Linked DNA regions of Homo sapiens: regions 1 and 2 are each linked to region 3. The links are chromatin loops, found by intact Hi-C in ENCODE. Cell type or tissue: OCI-LY7. All regions are shown on one strand. Region 1 has its middle 210 kb from the start of LINC00939. Region 2 overlaps TMEM132B (transmembrane protein 132B). Region 3 overlaps TMEM132B (transmembrane protein 132B).

Region 1 (8,000 bases), 430 kb after region 3:
ATATTCCTCTCTTCATTTTTGCAACTCCCAAGTATCTTATGTTACATTTTGTTTTTCTCTTGAAAACTCCAACTTAGTTTGATGCAAGGAAGGCACCCCACACTGTCCCCCATGAATATCAGAAAATACAGTCTGCCTCAGCAACCCTATTAAAAGACTTCATTGCTTTTGGCCTTTGACTTAACACCTCATTCTGGAAAGAGGCAAGTGACGGGTAGTGTCTGAGAGCCCCTCTAAGGCTCTCTTGGAGTATCCTGCCTGTGCAGGTTCAGCAGACGACCAGCGATGCTGAAGCCCTGGCACTCTGACTCAGCATATACTGCCTGGGTGGTTCCGCTGATCACTGAAGCTGCAGGATGAGGAGGCAGTTGACCTGCCTGTTTTAACCTTGGCATTTTGGGACCAGCCAAACCAAGACAGAGTCCCATTTCAACATCCTGTTACTTGTGTGCTTTCCTTATAAGAGGTTCACAGCTTTCGTCATATTATCCAAAAAGCTTATGTCATCGAAAAGAGGTTAAGAACTACCATATACCCTAAAACTTAAAGTATAATAATAATAATAAAAAGAAATCAAGAAACCAAGATTTTCATATAAAAAAAGAACTACTATATAGACAATATTTGCTCACCTGAATTTTAATAAATGCATTCATCACAGTTGTGCAGCAATTTTTTTTCCTGCTCAATACTGGGACTCAAAAAAAAAAAAAAATCCATCCAAAGTTTGTGTGACTGCCATAGTCCAAAACTAAAGTCTGGATTAAATACCTGTGATCAAGGGACATTTTGTGCTGGAATTAATCTTATTTTTTGAGCTTTACTTCATGGTACTACCACTAGCAAAAAACTGTTTTTGAAGTCTTGTGGTGTTCTGGATTTGGCTTTCAAGGGCTGATTGTATGCATCTCTCTCTAATTCTAGGTTTGAGTTTCCCTGAAATTGGCCACTGTGGGTGTATTTACACCAAGGAAATTGGCAAACACTAAAAATTCAGGGTTTATTTTCAGAGATCCAGTTGTTAAATCTTTATCATGTATCATTAGACAAGACTCTCATCTGGAAAGATGTTGCTTGATCCAGAGAAACAAACATTAATTTTTTTAAAAAAAATTTGAGACACATATCAATCCTGCAGAAAAGTATAGAGAATAATAAAACAAACATTTGTGTTCCCATCTCTAGACATTTTTAAATCTTTATTTTGCCATTTGGTTTTAGGAGGGAGGGAAAAAGATGACAGAGTGTGTGTGTGTGTGTGTGTGTGTGTGTGTGTGAGAGAGAGAGAAAATGCATGAGAGTGTGCTTTTTGTTTTGATAATGGAAAAAATATAATTTTTCAATTCTGCAGTAAGCTAAAACTATTGCATTAATTTAGTTTGGGGTGCAACTAAACTAAAATTTTGTATATAATCTGCTTAGATAATTATAGGTATGTTGCTGTGCCATCTAACTATTTTTAAAGGCAGAATATGAAATGTCTGCTATTACTTTTGGTTCTCTGAGCCCATGTTTCCAATACTCACTAAACCTCATCTTCATAAATAGTGCTGTGCTAGGACCAGTGACTGGAAAAATATCAGTCCTTCATCTTCAGAAATTCATAGCAAAATTGCAGAGTAAAACTTATTATTAATAAATATTTCTATTTGGAAAAAGAATAATAACGTTATTTTATAATTAATAATGACAGTTATTATTAACTGAGAAGTAGACTTAAAAGGTAATAGTGGTGTTGATTACTTCACATCTAGTATCTCATTTTCTCCCTAACCACCCAATGAACCAGGTACTCTAATTTTTCACATTTTATGGATTTGAAAATTGGATTTACCTAAAATATAACTTTTATACATAGCAAGTATCAGTTTCAGGAATGGAACCCATTCCTCTCTGACTCTAAATCCATGTTCCTCACCACTGAAGACTGATCAACTCAAGTGGATGTTTCATGGTGGGGGGTGGGGGTGTGACTGGAGGATGCTTGTTGGGCCATTTGCGTGGGCCCTTTGTGTTAGGCTGTTTTCATATTGCTGTAAAGAAATACCTGAGACTGGGTCATTTATAAAGAAAAGAGGTTTAATTGGCTCACAGTTCTGCAGGCTGTACAAGCATGGTGCCAGCATCCGCTCTGTTTCTGGGGAGACCTCAGGCAGCTTTTACTCATGGCAGAAGGTGAAATGGGAGCAGGCACCATACATGGAAAGAGTGGGAGCAGAAGAGAGTGAGGCTGGAGGTGCCACACACTTAAACAACCAGATCTTGCAGCTACTCACTCACTATTGCAAGGACAGCACCAGGCCATGAGGGATCCATTCCCATGACCCAAACACCTGCCATCAGGCTCCACCTCCAACGATGGGGATTACATTCCGACAAGAGATTTGAGTGTGGACAAGTATCCAAACTATATTATACTGAATTCCTTATTGATCTCAGGTGAATTCTTTAGAGTTATCTGCAAGGAAAGCTGCGGCACTAAGAGAGTGCCATTGAAGGACGGGAAGAAGACAGTCCTTGAACAACTTGAAGCTTACATCTTATTTCCCCAATACGAATTTGCAGTTGCTGTAAATTAACATTTTAACAAATGCCATAATTACAAGTGACTACCATAATTATGTTACAATGCTTTTGCATGTGTTGACAGTATTTATTTAGAAAATGTCAATATTAATATATGCCACAGTTTCTGTCAACTTGTGTTGACATTGCTCTTTAAAAGAAAAAGAGGAATTTGCTGGGCTTCTCTTGTCTTTAGATGGACCCATATCTTGTAAATAAATTGTTGCTGGTTTTTTAAAAAAAATCCATGTGTATAAGTGATAAGAGATGTTCCTGACACGGGAAGGGTTCCACACAGTGGAGGGACTGAATATGATAATGGCCAGTGTTTGTTTATCCAAATACAATTTTTCTTAATCAAACAAAAACACACAAACCCAGGAAAATTAGCACTTTCCTCGAACGCCAAATGTCCTCATCTTTTCTTGGAGATGTGTTTTCTATGCTGAGGCAGCCTTGACCTCAGGTGAAAGGGAAAAGCCCCCCTCCACCTGATTAGAGTAAATGATGGGTAAGGAAGCCATCACACCTGCCCATGCAGCTGAGCGGCAGCACAGGGTGAGCATGGCAAATGAGCAAGGAGAGTGGCCATGGCCTCTACTTCATGATTCTGCAGCCACGGCCTGAGGAGGCTGCACTCCAAGGGGTGAGGAAAAGCACAGCTGCCCAGCTGTTGTGGTTTTCTGGCTCTGAGACACCTGTTGAGCCAGCATGAACACAGCTCACTCTGGCCATTGGTCCTCAGCAGGTGCCACTGATGCAGCCCTGTATTCATTTTCCATGGAACCTTTCAGTGTCTCTTATCACAGAAATCAATACACATTGTGAGCCCCATTTTAACAAGAAAGGCAATTGTCAGGGCAATGATCACTACTGCAAAATAAAGTATTTTCTAGAGCATGTTTCCACAGTACCAATTTAACCGGGATAAAGAAGAATTTGCTGAAAATTTGACATTTTCGTGGTATTACACTGGTTATATTTTTAGGATATTATTTCCTAATTGAGTGAACTGTCTAGATTTTCCAATAGCTCCCAAATACTAAAAGCGTTAGAAAACTTTAGTGTGGATACTGATATTTTCTCAGTAAAACCTTACTGTCTGGGACTATATAGCTCCAAAGTCGTTAATAAACGTAATTTTCCCAAATAAAATTTCCCAGCAGCCCAAATTCTTTCTCTGGAAGGGGAGCTTTAGCTTTGGTGTCAAATGCTTGTTGCATGATCTTTGGCTTAAATGGGCTGACTTGGCACCCACGTGTTTTAAAGGCGTTTCCATTGACCTTCGAGGACACTCAGTGCCCCCTAGTGGATCACACGTGCAGCCTCCACCAACACCCAGCACGTCGGTGACGTCAATTCCCGCCCCGCAGCCGGGCTGAGGAGTAACTCCTTCAGAAAAGGAAGGGCAGGGAGCCCTTACACCCCATTTTTTCCAAAGTCACACCCAGAGACTGACAGCAGACAGATAGTTTCCCATAGCTTCCAACATCCCTGTCTGGAGACCAAAAATAAATGCCTCACCAAGATGTTTTGATTACTTGAATCACACACTGTCACAATCAAAGAACCCAAACGTCTATATTTTTGCTGAAACAGGCGGCTTAGAGCTTTCTGTGTCCCCAACACATATTTTGGTTATTTTTCTAACTCTGCTCTTCCCCTGAGTCCTTTCTTGAGTCCTTCTCCATATTAAAAGTGGTGCTAGCAATGCGGAGACCATGGACTGAATAGTATGCCGAAATTAGCTTGATGAAAACCTCTAATTAAAGGGGAATCATTTTTTATTCAAACAAACCCTGTGCTTCACAGGATTAAATATCTTATATTTAAGTCAATGATAATTGTGAATTACGGATCCTTTGCAAGAAACAATGCAAAATTGGCTACTGGGCCTGTTTCCAAAGTTAGGGTAAATTTATGACAAACTTGATATTGACCAATAATATTTTAACAGATTTTAAAATTACTAGCATTGCTGCTTACAAGGAATTTATTAGATGAGATGAAGTAAAATATATTGAAATAGATATCTTTTTGAAATATTAGTAGACCGTATACTAAATCACAGCAAATATAAAACTTCTCCTTTATGTGTATTCCTACTCGAAATTATAAACAGTGCTTTTAAGTTTTCATGCCAAGAAGTACCCAAAGTTAAAAGAATATCCCCACAAATAGAGGTTTCCATGGAGGGATTAAAATTAGGGATTTATAATTTAGAGATTTCATAAATTATATTCACAATTTTCATCCCTAAAGTACTGAGCACATGATTATTTGCTATATTATGCTTTATACCTGCAACAACATATTGCAAGAGAATTCTTTTTGTCTTAACGAAGGATAATTGCCTGGAGTTCACAAGTTCTACAATGAGGTGCGGACCACAATGGGAAAAGGGCACCTGGAGATATTGAGGTAGATGTTGCAAGCAATATAATTGCCTCATCCCCATAATTGTCCAGATATTAATTCTCATGCTATGGTTTGGATATGTTCCCCAAAGATTATGTGTTAGAAACTTAACCCCGAATGCAGCAGTATTGAGAGGTGGGGCCTATAAAAAATGATTAGGTCATGAAGGCTCTGCCCTCATGAATACATTAATGCCATTATTATGAGGGTGGGTTTCTTATAAAATGAAAAGTTCGGCCAAATTTCCTTTCTCTCTCACCCATGTGATGCTTTCCGCCATCTTATGACGGAGCAAAAAGGTCGTCACCAGATACGATTCCTCAATCCTGGACTTTCTAGCCTCTGGAATTGTGAGACAAATACATTTCTGTTCATTATAAATGACCCAGACTGTGGTATTCCTTATAGCAACACAAAACAGACTAAGACACCCCAGAACCAGTAAATATGATAGGTTACATGGCAAGGGGAAATTTAGGTAGCCAATAGAATTAACGTTGCTAAGAAGCTGATCTTGAGATGGGAAGATTAGCCTGGGTTATATGAATGAGCTCAATGCTATTACCAGGGTTCTTAGAAATGACACAGGAGGCAGAAGATGGAGACTGTTAGGTTGGAGTTACATAGCATGAGAAAGTCTTAACCAGCCATTGCTGGCCTTGGAGATTAAAGACGGCCACAAGGTGAGCAACTGGAAAGCCTCTAGAGTTTGCAAAAGATGAGAAAATGGGTTCTACCCTAGGGGATCTAGGAAGGGACCCTTAATTCTAGCCCAGAGACACCCATTTCAGACTTCTCTCTTTCCAAAATAGAAAATAAACTTGTACTGTTTTAAGCCACTAAGTTTGTGATAATTTGTTACAGAAGCAATAGTAAACTAACATGGTATAAAAGTGTTGACACTTGGGTGAGGGGCCCAAGAAGCAGCACAGTCTAGGAAGCCTCTTTGTCCTTGTGGGCTGGAGACTCCTTTCTTCTGCCCAGAGACATTAGGCTAATTGAAGGACTCTGGTAAGGGGATCCCACCGCCAAACCCCCTCCCTTCTGAAAGACACCTACCAGTCTGGCCTGGAGAAATCCCTTTTAGCCCCTTAGGCAAAGCCAGCAGGGATCCATGAGAGCTCTAGTGCCACTAGATAAACCAAGCAGACCAAAATAATATCACAAGGGCTCTGAAAATTAAGCTCTCTTTGGAACCATAGTCCACAAAACTGACCAAGACCCACATGCTAAACATCAACAGGGTAACTGCCTAGTTAAAAAAAAAAACTGAATGAAAGCAAGTTTTCACACTTCAGCTGTTGTGATAAAATGTTGACACCAGTAGATTGCAATGCATCACACAAGTATATTGCGACACACCCGGAACAACCACAACCAAACATACACAAAAATATGTGCTGTAAAACACTAAATAAATCAGAATGGAATCCTAACAAAGTTCAAATAACCTGCGGCATTGTAAGAGAAGAAAAATAGGAATGAGAATCATAAAAGTAGTCTCCTAAGATAATTGACAAATTTTAGAGAATAAGATAGAAATTACCATATCAGGATGCCAAAAAATCACAGCTTGAATGAAAAAAAAATCAACTGATGCCAATGCTAAGATGAATAAGATATTGGAATTATCTAAAAGAAACTTAAAGCGGGCATCAGAAAATGGTGTCTCAACAATCAATTACAAAATCTTTCTAAACAAAAGAAAATATAAAATCTCAGTGAAATAGTAAATGCTATTTAAAAAACCAAGTGGAAATTTTATAACTAAAAAATACAGTAACAACGTGAGCTCAATAATAGAATGGAGATAACAGAGGACAGAAGCACTGAATTTAAGTAAAGAAAAAGAAAATTTACCCAGTTTGAATAGCAGAGAGGGAATAGACTGAAATAAATAAATAAATAGAGCTTCAGTGACTTGTGAGACAATACGAAAAGACTCAATGTTTGTATCATTGCATTTCCAAAAGGAGAGGAGTAAGAAAGCAGCTGAAAGATTGTTTTAAGAAAGAATAGCTTAAAACATCCTAAATTTGGTGAAAGATACAAACCTACATATCCCAGAAGCTGAGAAAACTCCAAACAGGACACGTGCAAAAAATGCATGCCAGATTGTTTCATAATTAAACTTCTGAAAAGTGACCAAAAAGTAAAAAATGTGAAAGCACCAAAGCGAAATGATAAATTGTCTTTAGGGAAACACAATTTAAAGAACAGTGGATTTCTCCTCTGAACCACAGAAGATAGGAAGAAGTGATATAATATTTTCAAGTGCTGAAAGAAAAGAACCATGAATTCTGTATCTGGTGAAACTATTCATCAGAAATAAAGGAAAACTAAAAGAATTTGCTGTAGACCTACCATTAAAAATTGTTAAAATAAGAAACAGAAAGAAAATGAAAGAGCTTAGATGCATCAGGAATTACGAAGGACAAATAAAAAGAACAGAAATGATATGTCCAATGGACTACTTTTTGCTTCATGAGTTTTGAAAATCATATTTGATTATTGAAACAAAAAGTACCATCTAAAACTCAAGACAATTGACAATTAAAAGCAGGAAAGCAAAAATAACCTAAATGGCAGTGAAGTTTTCACACTTTACTTGTGGTAAAATGTTGACACTAGTGATTGTAATACATCATATAAGCATATTTGGGACACATCCAGAGCAACCACTACCAAACCTACACAAAAATATACACTCTAAAATGCCATAAACCAATCAAAATGAATCCTAAATAAAGTTCAAATAACCTGCAGGAATGTAAGAGAAGAGAAACAGGAATGGAAAACCATAGAAAGGAAATTGTAAAGTGACAGATTTAAAAACAAAAAAATCTATATTTACCTTATATGAATATATAAATAATGTAAATACACCAATCAAAAGACAGAGATTAGCAGAGAGGATAAAAATAGTGTGATTCTACTGTATGTTACTTAAAAGAGACTCACTTCAAATTCAATGACATCAGTAGGTTGAATGCAAAAGGATGGAAAAAGATATGAAA
Region 2 (8,000 bases), 98 kb before region 3:
ATTTTACCAGCCAAGTGCCAGCGAAGTGGTTCCGACTGTGCTGGCTTATGGTAAGGAGACCTTCCTCCCCTCCCCAGAGAAGGTCAGTTCATTCACATGACAGCGAGACCCCCTTGAACAAAACCTTCAAAGCCATGCGAAGGGATGATGGCTTGTCCTCATCTAGGCAGCCGTTGCAGGATGGCTTTACTATGAAAATTCCCTCCTAGGTGAGAGTGCTGGTGGCAGCTCCTGAGCCGCTGAAAGAAGCATGGTGGAGTGGAAATGTCTGGCCAGGGGCCTTTAGGTCACCCCTGCCCCCACCATCTGCGTGAATTCACTTCCCTCTCTCGGCTTCCCCCTCAGTTTCCCCATTTGTGCAATTGGGGCGGATGGAGCTGGGCAACTGTTTCCCAGACATCAGTCAGCACCGACCATCTCTGCTAGTTTTTCCACTTAAAAGTATTTACCCAGGACGAGAGCAATTCTGAATTACTAGCACTAGTGGAAAGCCCGTATCCCTTGAAATAATTCTAAGGCAACAACAAAAGTACTTTTGTTGGTTTCCTCTCGTTTTATTGGTTGTTATTTTTCTTTTCACTTGGTTTCTTTTCAGAATCATTTTATAAAAAAAGGGCAATGTTGAAAATGAAGAACCTTTCCTTGTTCCCAGATGCCCCCCCAGGCAGCCCCCCACTGCAGTTCAGGAGGGAGGAAAATGACTTGCTACTCTGGCCCCCACCATGCCTGCCAGGAAAAGACCCCCCGCAACCAGGCAACTCTTGCCCCTCCCGCCCACCCCTCTGCAGGTTGATCCTGGTCACAGGTGGCCGAGGTAAGAACTGTTGGGATCAGGTTGGAATTCTGACCCTGGAAGGTCACAGCCAGGGCAGTCTGTGAAGAGCACATTGCCCTCTGACTCCTGAGACAGGCAGGACCCAGGATGGGGGGCTTCGATGGGGCCTGTGCAGTTCTGTGTAGCTAGACTTGGAGGGGCAGCAGCTGCTCCCCGGCAGGAAACAGTGTCAGACCTAGCTGGTCTCATCTGTGAAATGTTTGACGGTTCCAGCACCCCAGCCCCTTGCTCATACAGAATGTCGGGGGATGGGGGGGGACTTAGCCCTGGGAACAGGCCTGGCAGCATTGGTTCTTCTGCCAGGTGGGCAGATAGCCCAGGCAGTGCCGGGGGAGTGCTGGGCAGATGTCCCAGACCCTTCCAGCCTCTGGCTTGTCCCACATCACATCCTTGCAGGTGTCCCAGGCTTGTCCCACTACCCCACACCCCAGCAGTCCTCCAGGGTCCAGGCTCTGAAATGGGGTCCCGAGCTGCCAGGTCAGGCCTCCCTGGGGATACCTGAGTTGATTCACCCGACATCTCTGCAGCCAGATGCAGGCTGGGCTAGTGATAATAACAAGGACCATTTTAACACAAAACGGGACCCTCGTGTGCTTCTTCCACTGGAAGGATGGGCAGAGCCATTCCACTGACCAGTGGGGATTGATCTGGGCCCTGGCAGTGACTGGCGCTGCCTCTCCAGTGATCCAGTGATCCTGCTGGCTTTCCGCTTCATGACAGTGATAGCTCTCAGTATTGACTGGACTGGAGGTCGCTCTGTGCCGAGGAGAATGTCAAGCCTGTTAGATCATAAAAACCAGCATTGCTGTCAGTGTGAGCTTAGCTGGTGGCCCCTCCTTTCCCCGCCTTCCCTGCCACAGGGAACTCAAGCCGGTTTGGAGTTAGGGAGCAAGTTGATCCGTGTAAATAATGCAAAGGATTATGAATATGAATAGGGGACTCGTTCTGTTCTGAGGAAGTCAGCTTCCTGGGCTGCGTCTCTCATCTTGTTTATTAACATGCTGTCCCCACTCAGATGCCTTGTTTCGAAACAGCGTGCCGGTGTTATGATTGTGATTACTATTATTATTTGTGCAGTGGCATTTGGAAGCCCTTATTAAGTGATTCCCGTTTGCTTCGGCATGAATGCACAACATGCGAGACTTCAGGACAAGTTCAGCGTCTCCAGCACACACAGTGCCATTTAAAGAGGAAGCCCTGGTTCCAGTGTTGGCTTCAGAGAACAAACAAATACTGATTTTTCCATTTCGGGCTCTTTTGTGAAGTGCTTTGATTCTTAAATCGGAGCCGGCTTTCAGGCACCTATCTTCTCACCCTTTGTTCCTGTGGACAGAAGTGATGGATTTTGCAGTCTGGAGGCATCTGTCATTTTGAATCCATCTGCTTGTTAGGCACTTCCAGTGTCTCTGATGTGACACCATTTGGGGTTTCAGCATTTCATCACATTTCCCACCGGGAGAGCCTGGGGTTTGTGGGGGAGGTGGTGGGGGTAGGGGCACAGTCAGGATTTTCCACTTAAGTTATTACTATTTAAGGCTTGGGATAGTATTTTTAGAAGACATTAAATCAAATAAAAGGAATCTGAGAGGGGACCCTCCCCTATGCAGGAATATTTCTTCTGTGTGCTGTTTGGTTGCTTCCAGTAATGACGCACTCACTACCTATAAGGTAACCCATTCCATCAAAGTTCACATCTGACTGTTACGCCTTATTTTCTCCTTTCTTTGTGTCCATAATCACCCACCCCTTTGAACTTCTGGAGTTGTTCAGAACAATCCTAAAAGGCTTCTTACTTGTATGAGACACAAATATCACATCCCATCTTCAGGCTGAAAAAGCTCCATTCTGTCTGCTTTTAGTTTGATGGCAACTTGCATGGGACAGTTTCGTATAACAGGCTCTATCTAGTTTAAAACCTCATAGGAGACAGGTTCTGGGGGATCTTTGGAGGTTCTCCTAAGATTCTGCCTATTCACAGATGATGCGACATGAACCCATCTTTGATGCCCCTGCCAGGCCACTCCCGTCTGTACCCTGTTGAAAGGCATTCCTCGATGATTCTTCAGGCTTGATGTCCATGTTTCCATCCCAGCGATCATATTTGGTTTAGGGGTGGCTGACATATCTTGGCCCCAGGGAGACAAGTGACCAATCAGAGATAACATCCTGGCCAATCAGAGCACAGCCTTCCTATTGGCCAATCAGAACATGGCCCCCTGGCTAATCAGAGCACAGCAGCCCCCTGACCAATTAGAGAACAGCATCCCCCTGGCCAATCAGAGCATAGCATTTCCCCTAGCCGATGTCACCGGCCCTGGGATAGGCCTGACCTATTAGACCTCATTTCAGAACTTTTACTGGGACAGTGTGGGAACGTGCCGCCCCCACCTCCAGATGGCACGAAGTAGGGACTACTCCTTGCTGTCTCTTTTTTTTATTTTCCAGCCAATTAACTCACTTTTCACTTAAGCTAGTTTGAGTTGGTTTTCTGTGATTTGCAGCTAAAAGATACCTTGAGACACTTCCTGCTTTGGGGACACATCCTTCAGTGTGGCTTTGGATTAGCGCATGTGTTCTATGCAGCCAGGCAGCATGGCAGAAGACTTTACATAAAATCACAGCCACCATGATTTTTATTCCCAGAAGCAGATCTTGGAGGTGGTGACCAGGAAAGAGAGTCTGAAAAGAGGCTGTAACTGTCACCTGCAGGCATTTTGATACCCACAGCTTGTAGTTTAAAGCGACGGCTCTGCAATTCTGAGGTTCCCTGATCTTGTCTTTCTTCAGGAGGAAAAATTAGGAGCTAGCAGGAGATATAGTCAAGAAAAGAGAACCTCAGAAACACCGGAAAAAGCATCTTTATGAGTGTAAACCATATTAATTCAATCTATCCTTATTTAAATATCTTAAAGCTCACAACAGGCTTTTCTCAGAGGAGAAAAAGAAAATGAAATCTCCATATGGAGACTTGAGTTATTGTAATATTTTAGATAGGTTACCAGGGGGCATCAATGATTGCATTGCCATTGGTTTTTTACTACACTAACTTTATTACCTTTATCTGGATTTATATAGCGTTTGATAGAGTTTATATCGCTAGATGTGTAGAAAACCATCTGAATGTGCCTATAGCGTTGTGTCTGAGTGTGCCCCATGGAAGGCTAATAAATTATAAAGTAATCTATCTGTTCCACTTAAAGGCAGAAGTGTAGTTGATTCTGGCTGCTTTATTTATGTGTTGGCTTATGCTTTAGGCTAGCATTTTTTGTGGGAAGGAGACTGGGTCAGGGGAGTGGGGTATGGGGAGCATGTGAGGATGTCTGCCCAGTTGTAGTCGATTTTGGGCCTGCACCACAGTTCCCCTTCTCCCTCTGCCCACTGTGGCTGCTTTTTCCCCTTCTGCAGGTGCTGGTCTGAGGGTCCGCACCAACATGTCCTGCTGTCATCTCCATCAGTCTTCTTCCTGGGGAACCCAACCTGTGACACCTTCCTCTTATTAACCACCTGCCAGTCACCCAGACTGGTAACCCCTGGTTTAGGGCAAAGGTCAGGTCTAGGTGCCACTGAGCCCCTTATGAGCATGTGACCTCCAGGTGGAGTGGGGGAGGGCTTCACATACCTCTCTGGACTTGTGTTTCTCATGGTGACTTGGGATCGGTAAGACTTGTGCTAATTTTTCTGATCCTTGGACCACAGGACCTGAAACAATCTTTCAGACAAGTGACAGCTCAGAGGCTTAAATTAGCTCAGTGATTCTCACCCTTGAGTGAGCATAAGATCACCTGGAGGATTTGTTAAATGGCATCTGCTGGGCTCCATCCCAGAGTTTCTGATCGGTAGACCTGTGGTGGGGCCCGAGGATTTGCATTTCTAGCAGGTTCCCAGACGCTGCAGGTGCTGCCGGGTCGAGAACCACGCTCTGAGAACCACCGAGTGAAACAAAAGGAAAATTCTCACAAGGGCAGGAGCTGTTAGGTCTTTCTTTGAACCACATTGCCGAGGAATTATCTAGAAAGTTGATCTATTAGTAGTGATTAGTTTGCGGTGGGACATAGAATCCTCTCCCACAAAACCATCAGCCAGATGCCACAGTGGGTTAACTTTACTATGAGATGGCGATGAAGATGGAGATGATGTAATCATCACTGTGTCATCCAGACTTGCTTTTACAAACGCAGCTGTCTCTGACAGGGGTTCTGCATCACTGAAATTCATACCAAGATGGTAATTACTGGCAATGTCAGGCAGGTCTTGAAGCAATTTGACAGTTGTCATCAAGCTATCATCAAGCACTGGGTGACTGATTAGATGAAGGGATCTGTAAGACCCTTTCAGAGCTCGTGGTCTGACAATGGGAAGGGTGGGACAAGTATCCTTAATCTCATGTCACAGTTAGAAGAAACAGGTTCAGAGAGTCCCCCATCGGGCCACACAGCTCATAAGAAACTCAGTGGGACCTAGACATCACCTTTGCCCTGAATTAGTGGTTACCAGTCTGGGGGACAGGCCAGTGGTTACAAGGCTGAGTTCCCAGGAGGAAGACTCTGAGGCGGAGGCCAGAGTGCAGGGCGTTTTATTGGGAGAATCCCCCATTAAGCAGACATGCCTGTGTTTTTACACCCCTGACTGAGTCAGTTGGCTCTGCGTCACCCTGGGCACGGGCAGGTCAGCTGACAGCTAAGGCCACCCACAGCAGCGTCACAGCAGCTGGGCAAAAAGGCCCACATTGTGGGGGGATCTGGGCGGCACACCCCAGTGCCCAGCACAGCAGGTGGGAAAATGTGAGTGCTGCAGACAAGGTCCCTGGTGAGCTCCTCGTGGTATTTCAGAAGCCTGTGCAAAACTGGCTCATTTACCTGCAATAAGTCCCCATTGCATAAAGAAAATGTCAAGTCACTTTGCTCTTGGCAGAAAGAGTTACCTTGCTGTTCCATCTTGCACATATCAGGCCTTCTCCAGATTCTTTGACGCCCTCGTGTCTGTGGTCCTCTTGCCTTTGGGACCCTCGTCCTGGCCCTGCTGACCTTTCACCCTCATCGTGTCCCCTTCCCCTCTTGCTCACACTGCCCCCAGTCCAGGATCCTGCGCAGTCTCCAGCATGGAAACTTCGCTCAGGCTTATCACCAATTCCATCCAATCTTTTGTCTAAGCACAGGAGCACTTAGTGTGCTCCAAGAGGTGCAGGCTTTTGAAACTCAAAAATTGAGCATCCCCTTTGCTTTCCTTGGCTCTCTCTGGGTTCCCCCTTCCCTGAAGCAGTGAGCCCAGAAGACCCAGTGGACTGAGTAGGAGGGGGCTGCAAGTGAGAAAGAATCACAGAGCTCAGCAAGCACAGCGATTTATGTTTCAAAAATATCCCATCCACACTCAGGAGCCTGCAGGCCCCTGCCCACGGTCTGCTGGGTAAAAGGAAGTGGCTGTCCCCATCTTTACCTCCTGGAAATCTGAGTCTTCCTTTATTCCCTTAAAAAGCCCAGCACACTGTGCACACAACTGCCAAGGTGACCTTTCAGCATTTCCTCTGCTTCAGTGCCCTGTTCTCCTTATTTGATTTTGTTGTTACATTTAATGAGGTTTCTCTAAAAAGAAGAGATCATTTCCGACTATTGCTAATTTAACAATAAGTGGAAAAGCAGTGCTCAGGAGTGAGTGGCATCCCCTTTGATTTCTTCAGTAGGACATCATCCTTCAATAGGGCAGAGGTGTCTTCCTGGGCTGGCCTGAGAGATTAAGGATTTAATGGCATGGAGAAGGGATTTGCTTCTCCATACATGGTGCATTTAGCTCAGAAAGTGAGATGATTTTTGAAAATATCAAAAACTATCATTAATTTGGGCTGAACCAGCCAGTTTTAAACATTCAATATTAAATACCATGAAATAGCATTTTAGAAAAAAGAACTGGATGGAAATGTATTTTGCGTCTTGAGATTTTTCTTCAAGGATGGGGCTTAAGATGGAGTCATACTTAGGTTCAGCTATATGAGCCTTTAAACCAGGGATTGCAAACTGAAATACCTGCAGGGCTCACACAGGAAATGTATGAGAGGGAAGAAGTCTGGGTTTAAGAAATTCGCTGCTCTCTGCCTATCTTTGAACTCTTTTGATAGGCACTTGATTATAAAGAAACCTTTCTCTACCATAAGAAAAATAGCATTATAAACTCAACGAGGCAACTGATACCCAGGCTCGGGGCTGCTGAGACAATAGGGAACGGTGTGGACTCTGGCAAACTGGAGACCATGTTCCCCAGATGAAGGGGACAGTGGTAACTCAGTTCTAGTTTATTGGTTCTGTTTGGGAGTAACGAGCCCAGTGTTGCCAGAGCTGATTTTCCTAGAAAGGCCATTCGTTTGGATTTTCATGTGAAATTTCCCAAGTTTATAACGTTAATAATCATAATTTTAAAAATATCGGGTGGTCAAAACAAAGCAAAAGAACAATACAGCACTTTAGAACACAGTTAGGTGCCACATCTGGCCTGAAGGCCTTTATGCATGATCTGAAGTTATCTAGAATTTGGGAGCTGGAAGGATTTCTAGGGTGCACCAATTTCAACCTCCCACCTAACTGGGGAGAGTTGTATGTGAAGCCTTCTTACAAAGAGGTGGTCTTCCTCTAGTATACACTGACACTGGTGCACCCACTACCTAACGTGATGGGATTGCCACTGTTTCCCAGCAAGAGTTGTAAGAAATTCTCTTGGGTGATAAATAATGACAACCAAGACAAGCCAAAAAGAAGCTCAGGGCAGAATGCAGCTAGTGGGCCTCAGGAAGGGCCCGGAGGAGGCAATGGGAAGCCACCAGAATTCCCCTTTCCTGGGCTTTGCTTCCCTCTGCAACTTGCTTTCCCTCTCCCTTCTCTCTAGTGAGTGCCTTTCTCCAGGCCTCCGGTTCCCACGGTGGCATGTGGTGGCCTCACAGCTTCTTCCGTTAGGCGTGTCTGTTCCAGCCTCCCACGGAGGCCTGCACTCGCTGTCTCTGGTTCTCATTTCCAAGGGTCCAGGAGAGAGAATCTGATTGGCTCACCTACAAGCAGGTGTCGTGCGCTGGTCCAATCAGCTATGGCCAGGGGGTGAGATCACACAGAACAAAGATGGCTTCTGAACAAACCTGGCCAACTCCACGGGTGGGAAATGTCATGTGACTCCCACAGTTCACCCG
Region 3 (8,000 bases):
TGTTAAGTGGGATGTGTCAGTTATTACATTATAGGCTCTAAGTTTTAAACTTGCTCTTCTATTCTCTGGTGTGTGATGCTAGGGGTGGGTCTCTGCAAAACCACTCTTAGTCAGGTGTTCCTTCTTAGGTCCTGCCTATAAGGGAAGATAGAGGCAACTGCAAGGCTGGAGCTGGGAGCAGGAACTATCTGCTTCTTCCATTTTGTTCTGTGTCTGATTCCTTTCCACTTCCTCTCTCTCCCTGTCTGCTTCCCATTTGCTCCTGCTGACTTCCTATTTGCCCTTCATCTGCTTTCTGTCTGCCTCATATCTGCTTCCTGTTCCTGTGAGCCCCAGCTTGGCCAAGCAGGGCTGCCCAGCTTGAGGGGTGAGAAGAATCTTGGGACAAAAGGCAAGTGTCACTCCTGCCTGATGACCGGCTGCCACTGGTGGCCTTTTGCTTGCCTGTCTGTAGTGTCTCTTCTTCTTTCTCAGGCCATGATGTGTTTTATGTAGTTGAGAAAAGTGGAGACTCACCTGACTTCTTGCATCTTGCTTTTATACTGGTGGCCTTGGAATTCAGTAGTCAAGTATTTGCTACCTTTCTTTTTTGATTCTATAATGAATGAATCGTGTTTCAAATGCTGAGGTGTGGAAGGGTCTGTTCTCCAGGGTACAATAAAGGGATACAGCTGGAGGTAGGAGCAAACTGGGAATTTACAGCATCACCCCACCACAGCTGTTATTAATGAATGACCACCTTAATCCAAGAGCATTTGGCCCAAATTGTTGCATAGGATCTTCCTCCTGAGGCTCCAGGATATGTAAGGTGGTTTATAGGTAGTAATGTTTTTCCATCTTTATTAGTGTCTTAAAGGTAGGGATCACTGGCTGTTTTGCTAGCAGCTGGGTTGAGATGCTCTGGGTCAGCTGTACCTATTTTCCTGCTCTACCTGAGAATCCAGGCTGGTAACAGGTACCTGGGATGGGAGATACAGTCACCTGTGACCATGGAGCAATGAAAACCTCATTGGGTGTACAGGGATTGTGTCCATGAACCTGGCCTTGTGAGCATTAAGCTTCGGCTCCTTCAGATGACCTCCAAATGGTTAACTCCTTGGCCTCATTGTAGAACTGCCAGGCCAGGTAGGCCCTCAGGTAATATGAGAAAGTGGAAAGCCTTTGGAATTGGATAGAGCTGGTATGAATTCTAACGTTGACCATGTTCAAATTGCTTAATTTCTCTGTGCCTCAGTTTCATAATTTTTTGAAAACGGTCTAACAGAACTTATTTTACAACTGCTGTGATAATCAACTGGCATGACTGGTAAATATGCCTAGGTGTGTTGGCCTGTAAATGGTGTGCATCTCCCTTTAAGCGATATTTTCTCCTTCTACTTGAGAATTGCAGCTCTTTGGTTGGCAAACATAGCTGCCAGCTTAGTGACCACAGTGGTGTGATATTTTAGGACCAAATGAATGGAGTGATAGTGTGATGGGCAAATGCTGTGTTAATAAAAACAGTATCTATTAACAACCCTGGGAAGAAGCCAGAGAGAAACTCAGAAGGAACACAGAGAGATTTATTCTCTCAAGCGTTAAACCAAGGCAGTCTTAATTGATGGACATTCATTCAGCAAATATCTATTTAATTTCTCCTGCTAGGTACTGGAGATTGTGCCGTAAACTGGACATCAAAGCCCCTTCTCTCATGGTATCTGAATTTTAGTAGACAGAATGGATAGTAAACAAGGGAACAAGGAAAAACACAAAGGCTAATTTCAGATGGTGATAGTGGCTTTGAGGGAATATAGCAGGATGGAGTGATGAGTGACTGGATATAGTAGTCATGCTTTAGTCAGGAAAACAAATCACTCTAGTTATTTCTACAGAGGGAATTTAATAAAGGGAATTAGTTACTCTGGTGCTGGAAAATCTGAGAAACCAAATTGGGGATGATAAAGTACCATCTGGGGATGGTAAAGTGATTTAGAAATTAAGAACAGCAGGAGCTGGAAGCTGTTGTCACCTTTTGGGCTAGAGGGAAAAGGGGAAGAGGTTAGGTTATCAGAACCCAGAAGCTGCTGGGTTAAGCATTAGAACCTGCTACAGGAAACTGGGACCATGGTGGGGGTTTTATATGGGGTTAGAACCACAGAGGAGATGCAGTTTCTGCCAGTGAATGCTGCAGGGAAGAGACACAGGGTGAAATACCCTGGGTTCTCCCCTCTTCCTACCCGCCAGTCTTCTACCAGAGCTTCCAATTGGCTGAACACACGTGGAAGGAGAGAGCAAGGGAGCAGGGAACTACATTGGCATGAGTGGAATGGCTGAAGTTGCTGGTCAGCTCAGAGAAGGTGTCTCTGAGCTAAGAAATCCAGACCAGAAGGAGTCTTCTCTGCTCACATGTGGGTGATGAGCTTCCCCAGCAAGTGCAAGTAAGGGCAAGGAGAACTATGTGAAAACAGCACCAAAGTGGAGCTGTGGAAATAGATGGGAGAACTCTGGGTGGAAGACAGCATGGAAGATTTTCTAGTCCATTCCGCCGCCGCCAGAGATGACATTTACTGCACCAACCTGAACTAATATTAATGCTGACAAAGGCCTCCTTTTGGCTCCTGGCCTTCACGACCATGAAATCAGTAAGGGTTGTGATTATTCCCGCGGTACCCAGGTGGTAGTGAATTGTATCAGTTGTTAGGGCCACATTTTGACAGACCAGTAAGGAGTTTCTCTTCCTGGTGTTTTTCAAAGACCTGGTGACCTGGTCACCTGGCCACCTGGCCCACTGGAAAGAGAACTTTCCACACCTGGCTCTCGATGCCTGAGTTGTTTTGTGTGAATTAGAGGAGACTCAGCCTCAGAAATGTTGTGGGCCTGTACCCTAAGTGGGTCACCAGTAGCCACAAGACTGGCAAGTTAGCTCCCAGACATGACTGGAGCTAACAGTGAAAGGGACTGATTTCTGAGTGTGTCCCATGTTGTAGCAGGTTCACATTGTACCATCTTGGGGTTCAGGGATTCATGTCCCACCAGTGCTGACTAAGGTCCATGTCCAGGAATGTTTTTTGTGTGCTAAGCACAGCAGTGACATCCACTCACTCAGTTTGGGTCACAGGTTCCCTGCCTGGATTCCCGGCACCCTGTGAGTTGCTTCATTCTAGGAGTAATATTATTAATCTCCTCCCCTCTCTTCCTGCCGAGGCTGTCTTTAGGGCTTCCTTGGAGCCATCTGCCATTGGTATTTTGAGTCGGAGCATCCTTTAGCCACAGAGCATCTGTCTGGTGCACCTTGTGTTCTCTCTGAACCTGAACTTGACTCTCTTCTTGGCTCATAAGGAGGGCAGTGATGAGAAGTTCTTTTCAGCTGGGCCTCATTGCTCCTTCCTCATTTCCTGCTCTCAGGGCCCACCTCGTTCTGTCCAGTGGTAAATACCTCTCTAGGAAATCGGCAGACTGAATAGGGCCTCATTTCACGTTCAGAACGCGGGCCACACGGTCTACCTGCCAATGGGAAAAAGAATGGTGTTACTATGTGACATTTTGGGATTAAAGGGAAGAGTGTTAGCTTTTCAGTGTATTTCTCAGGACACAGTCCCGTGGCTTCATAAAATGCTCCTAAATTCAGATATTATATTTTGTTGCAATCTGGTTTGAGGACAGAATAAGGCTCTGGTAGCTGACGTTTATGGCTTTCCATATACACTTTCAGACAAAATTTGTATTGCATTTTGCTTGAGTTATGGTGGGACAGGAGTGTAAACCTTACACTGCTATTTCAGATAAAATGGAGGCTTTGGCTACAATGAAGAAGAGAAGGTGCAGCTTTACATTTCTTGTAAATCAATTTTTGAGAGGTATAAAATACCTTCTTAAAAGATAAAGAAAACAATAAACCAATCTACAGTGAAAACAGAGCATATTAAAGTTTGCATTTATTTTAATTTCCTTTTCCTTATTTGTAAATAAATCAGAATTTAAGCCTTATGTTGGACTTCCCCTAAATTTTACGAGAAGTAAAATTCAAGCCACTCACTTCCAAGTCTGGTGTGCCTGCTTAGCCCAGCTGAAAGATATTGTGATGCTGCATAAGGCAGATGTTTCCTGCTGACGGTGTTCCTGTTGCCAAGTAATTCATGAGCAAATTCACCTGAATTTCACTTCCTGGTTTGGAGAGGGGAAGTAAACCAATGACAAAAAGCACTAATTTAAATTTCATCTGGAGAGGTGCTTCTGCATTGCTCGACATTGTCAAAATACAGATTGCCCCTTGGTGGCGGCAGCAGCTAAAACTTTAGATGAGGCTAATTCTTCAAAATCATTTCTCCCTCCTCTATCTTTTGATCCAAATCCTGCCAAGCCTGTATGGACATCATTCTGGAGGAAACCCAGGTCTATACTATGGAAGGGACTATATCGTGTGTTTAAATAGATTTGAGATAATTTAAAGGAAGTTATGAGGTCGTTTTCAATTAACATATTGTGTTTTCTCTTGACACTACAGATTTGTTGAAGTCATGGTTTTGATGGCAGTTTAATGTCACACACATAGTGTGGCTTAAATCACTTATTTGATCATTTCCCTAATGACAGGTTTTTGGGCTGCTTCCAGTGTGTTGCTGTTATAAATCATGCTTGCGATAAACATACTTGCACATTAATCTCCTTCCTGATCTCTTGATTATTTCCTTAGAACAAATTCCTAGGTGAATTCCTGGGATGGGCATTTTTAAGTATCTTAATGCCCAATTTCTGAATTGCTTTCTGAATGTTAGCCGTGTCCTCCAGAGCTTCCGATTGGCTGAACATAGTCTCTAGTTCCTTGGGGGCAGAATTCATGACTGCATTGTCCCTGTAATATTTTTACATGCCACAATGCTGGAAAGATAATAAGTGAATAATAAGTATATTTAGGTAAGTAATTGGAGGAATGAATAAGTAATTACCCTGCTGGAGTAATGAATCTAACAAGGGACTGGCCATGTTGATGACATTTGAGGAGAATTTGCTTTCTGAATGCCTTCTTAGAAAAAGGATGCATCAGCCCGTACGTGGGCTGTATCTTTTTCACAATCTAGTTACGATTTTCTCACCCTCTAGAAAAGGAAAGCTCACCAAGCACAGCCCCAAACAGGCCAAAAAGTGTTTAAATCAATAGAAGCTATATTTTGCAGAATTTTTAATGGCTGCAGAAAAATACGCCACCAGGAGCCAGAGGGAATGGAGTGGGATTTCTCTGCTGTTTCCTCCTCTGGGATGCTGCATTTTAAGCGCCACGGTCAGGTGCCATTTCTTCTTGCACTGGTTGGAAAACAGGACTCCAGTGGTGGAGGTTCATTTTAGGGCAAAAGAAAAAAAAGTCTCTGTCTGCCCTTGGCCTGCTTTGCTGACCCTGGTTCCTGGTGGGCTGTCTTCACTTTGAAAAAGCTTGTTGGGTCTTTGCTGTCTGTGTTTTCCCATTTGAAAGAAACATGCTAAGAAACACACATACATGTATGTACTCATGTGTACATGTTTATGTATATGTGCTGTGTGTTTTAATTAACAAAATAATACATGGTTGTAACAAATTAAAAGAAAGCAGAAACATAAATGGTGAAAAACAAAAACTTTCGCCTTTGGGTTCTATAGACACACAAACATAAATATATACATTTACATATACATATGTAGAATTTTAAAACTTTACCAAATAGGATCAAATATGACACATTTGATTTTTGTTTTTTTTACACTTTATTTGTTTTTTTATCCTTAATGTCATATTGTGGCCATCTTTTCAAGTATGTTTATGTAGCTCTACCGCATTTTAAGAAATAGTTTCATATTATTCCACTGTAAATGTTTAGTTTCCTGTTGATCAACCTATTGAATATGGATTAAAATAATAATTGTGGGTGAATATTGACAGCACATTTCTGTGTGCCAGCATTGTTCTATGTGCTTTATTTTATTTTGTTTTTTCTTGAGACAGGGTTTTGTTCTGTCGCCCAGATTGGAGTGCAGTGGTGCAATCCCAGCTCACTGCAATCTCCGCCTCTTGGGTTCAAGATCCTCCTGCCTCAGCCTCCCAAGTAGTTGGGACTACAGGCACATGCCACCATGCCTGGATAATTTTTGTGTTTTTTTTTTTTTTTTGTAGAGACAGGGTCTCACTGTTTTGCTCAGGCTGGTTTTGAACTCTTGGGGTCAAGTGACCCACCTGCCTTGGCTTCCCAACGTGCTGGGATTACAGGTGTGAGCCACCACACCTGGCGGTGCTTTGTACTTATTAACTCGTTAATCCTTGCGGCAACCCAGTAAGGTAGAATTCATGTTTGTCCTACTTTATGTGAGGACATTTGTGGCACAGAGAGGCTAAGTAACTTGGTGAAGGTTGCTCAGTTAGGAAGTGGCAAAGCCAGGATTCAAATCCAGCCATCCGGCTCAGCACATATGTTCTTAAGTTTGTTTGTTTGCAATTCTAAATGATGGTGTGGTGAACATCCTTGTAGATAGATAAGCCTGTGTGCATTCTCATTGGTATTTCGGAAGGAGAGAGTTCTAGAAGTAGGAAAGCTGAGCGGTAGCTTCACTCTCTTTTCAATAACAATAGTAGAGATGTCATCATGTCCACGTAGATTGTACTTATAGAAGTGATAGAGAGCAGCATAAATATCAAAGTAATAAGGCACTAACGTGTCACATACAATGGTGCAATGCCTGATTGGTAGACTTGGTAGGTACGCAACCTTTTATCTGTGGGGTAGATGAACAACGATGACCATGATCTTTTGAGTTTATGATTTCGCACAAGCAGCAGAAGCAATGTTTTCCCTTTAGAAAGATAACTGTTCACCCCCAAGACTATTGGATCAGTGGTAAATGGGGTTCCTCCCCACTCTGTGCTGTCTTTTTGGGAAGATCCTGAAGACCATACTTTATATAATTACAGGGCTTTCACTGTGATGAGACCTGGGGGAGAAACAGTGGCCAGTGGGCGGTTTGTTGGGGAGGTGGGTGGAGACTGCACTGCATTTATTTCATTACATCTCAGAACACGGTTTTATTCTTTTGCTTTCCTTTCTTGTGCAGTGACAGAGAGTCGAGGGATTGTGGATAGCCTGCAGAAGTTTTCCTCGCTCCCTGCTTACCTCCCCACGAACTTGCACATCTCCAATGCAGAGGAGTCCTTTTTCCTTAAAGAAGCCAACCAAGACCTCACAAGGAACTCCAGTCTGCAGGCCCGGGTGGAGCCATTCTTCATCTACCGAGCCAGGACACCCCCTATTATCAATGCCAGCTATGGCCCATTTTCAGTGGAGAAGATAATCCCCCAGGAGCTCCTGTTGACATCTACAGCCTTTGGAAACATGGACAAATTTCCCTTCAACTGGAAATTGAAATCCCACATCCTTGACAGCTCCATCTACTCCAACAGACCCAAAGTGCAGACCTTGTTTTATGTCACTGGCATGGGCTGGGATGACAGTGACCTTACGGAAGATCTACCCTGTGTCAAGATGTTTGCTTTCCCTGAGGCCAGGGAAGTGGCAGCCAGCTGTCGGCTGCAAGGGGCCCCAGGGCTGTGTGTGGCTGAGCTGGAGCTGCTGCCCGAGTGGTTCAGCTCAGGCCTGGACCTGGAACCAGAGGAGGAGATCCCAGCCCTGCTCGGGGGCACCACGATGGAGCTCTTCTTCACGCTCTACCCAGCTGACAAGGCTGGCCAGTGTCCTCTGGAGGAGGAAGGCAAGTGGGAGAACAATATCCACTCGGGCCTGGAGAGCCCCCAGCAAGCGTTTCCAGCCCGAGAGAGGATTGGGAGTGTGGTGGTCTACCCAACCCAAGATGATCTGAAGTGGTCCCTGGTGAGCTTGGACGAGAATGTGGTCATCTCGGTACCTCTGAATCTAGTCCGGGAAGGGGACACGGCCACCTTTTTGGTCTCTCTGACCAGTAGCTCTGTGGCAGACCAGTTCACTCTTAGGTAAGAGGCTTTGCCAGGTGGGATGGAACAGAAGCCAACTCTTAGTAATCAATGA

The links. Hi-C counts contacts between places; a loop is a spot of excess contacts. Peaks named below come from ENCODE experiments on the same cell type or tissue, not always from the same donor. Only the 100,000 strongest peaks of a DNase experiment are listed, where the experiment ranks them.
Region 1: a loop joins it to region 3, with 5 times the contacts of the local background. A loop is called at or near these places in 3 of 110 quality-filtered maps.
Region 2: a loop joins it to region 3, with 1.9 times the contacts of the local background. A loop is called at or near these places in 3 of 110 quality-filtered maps.

What each region holds. Positions count from the first base shown.
Region 1 is chr12:125,769,366-125,777,365 of GRCh38, forward strand. No RefSeq gene overlaps it. Among named protein-coding and RNA genes, the nearest start is that of LINC00939, 210 kb to the right of the region's middle. In OCI-LY7, CTCF peaks have their summits at 3,875 (motif pointing left) and 4,079; a DNase peak (open chromatin) is centred at 3,856.
Region 2 is chr12:125,244,606-125,252,605 of GRCh38, forward strand. The region is part of intron 1 of TMEM132B (transmembrane protein 132B); the gene reads left to right. Among named protein-coding and RNA genes, the nearest start is that of TMEM132B, 62 kb to the left of the region's middle. RefSeq lists an enhancer at 1,230-1,730. In OCI-LY7, no CTCF peak of the experiment used is centred here; DNase peaks (open chromatin) are centred at 4,646, 5,016 and 5,586; H3K4me3 peaks cover 2,045 bases; H3K27ac peaks cover 3,529 bases.
Region 3 is chr12:125,342,399-125,350,398 of GRCh38, forward strand. TMEM132B (transmembrane protein 132B) reads left to right here. Exons shown (of 9, transcript NM_001366854.1): 2 at 7,054-7,945. Among named protein-coding and RNA genes, the nearest start is that of TMEM132B, 160 kb to the left of the region's middle. In OCI-LY7, CTCF peaks have their summits at 4,265 and 4,467; a DNase peak (open chromatin) is centred at 4,143; H3K4me3 peaks cover 1,215 bases; H3K27ac peaks cover 1,687 bases.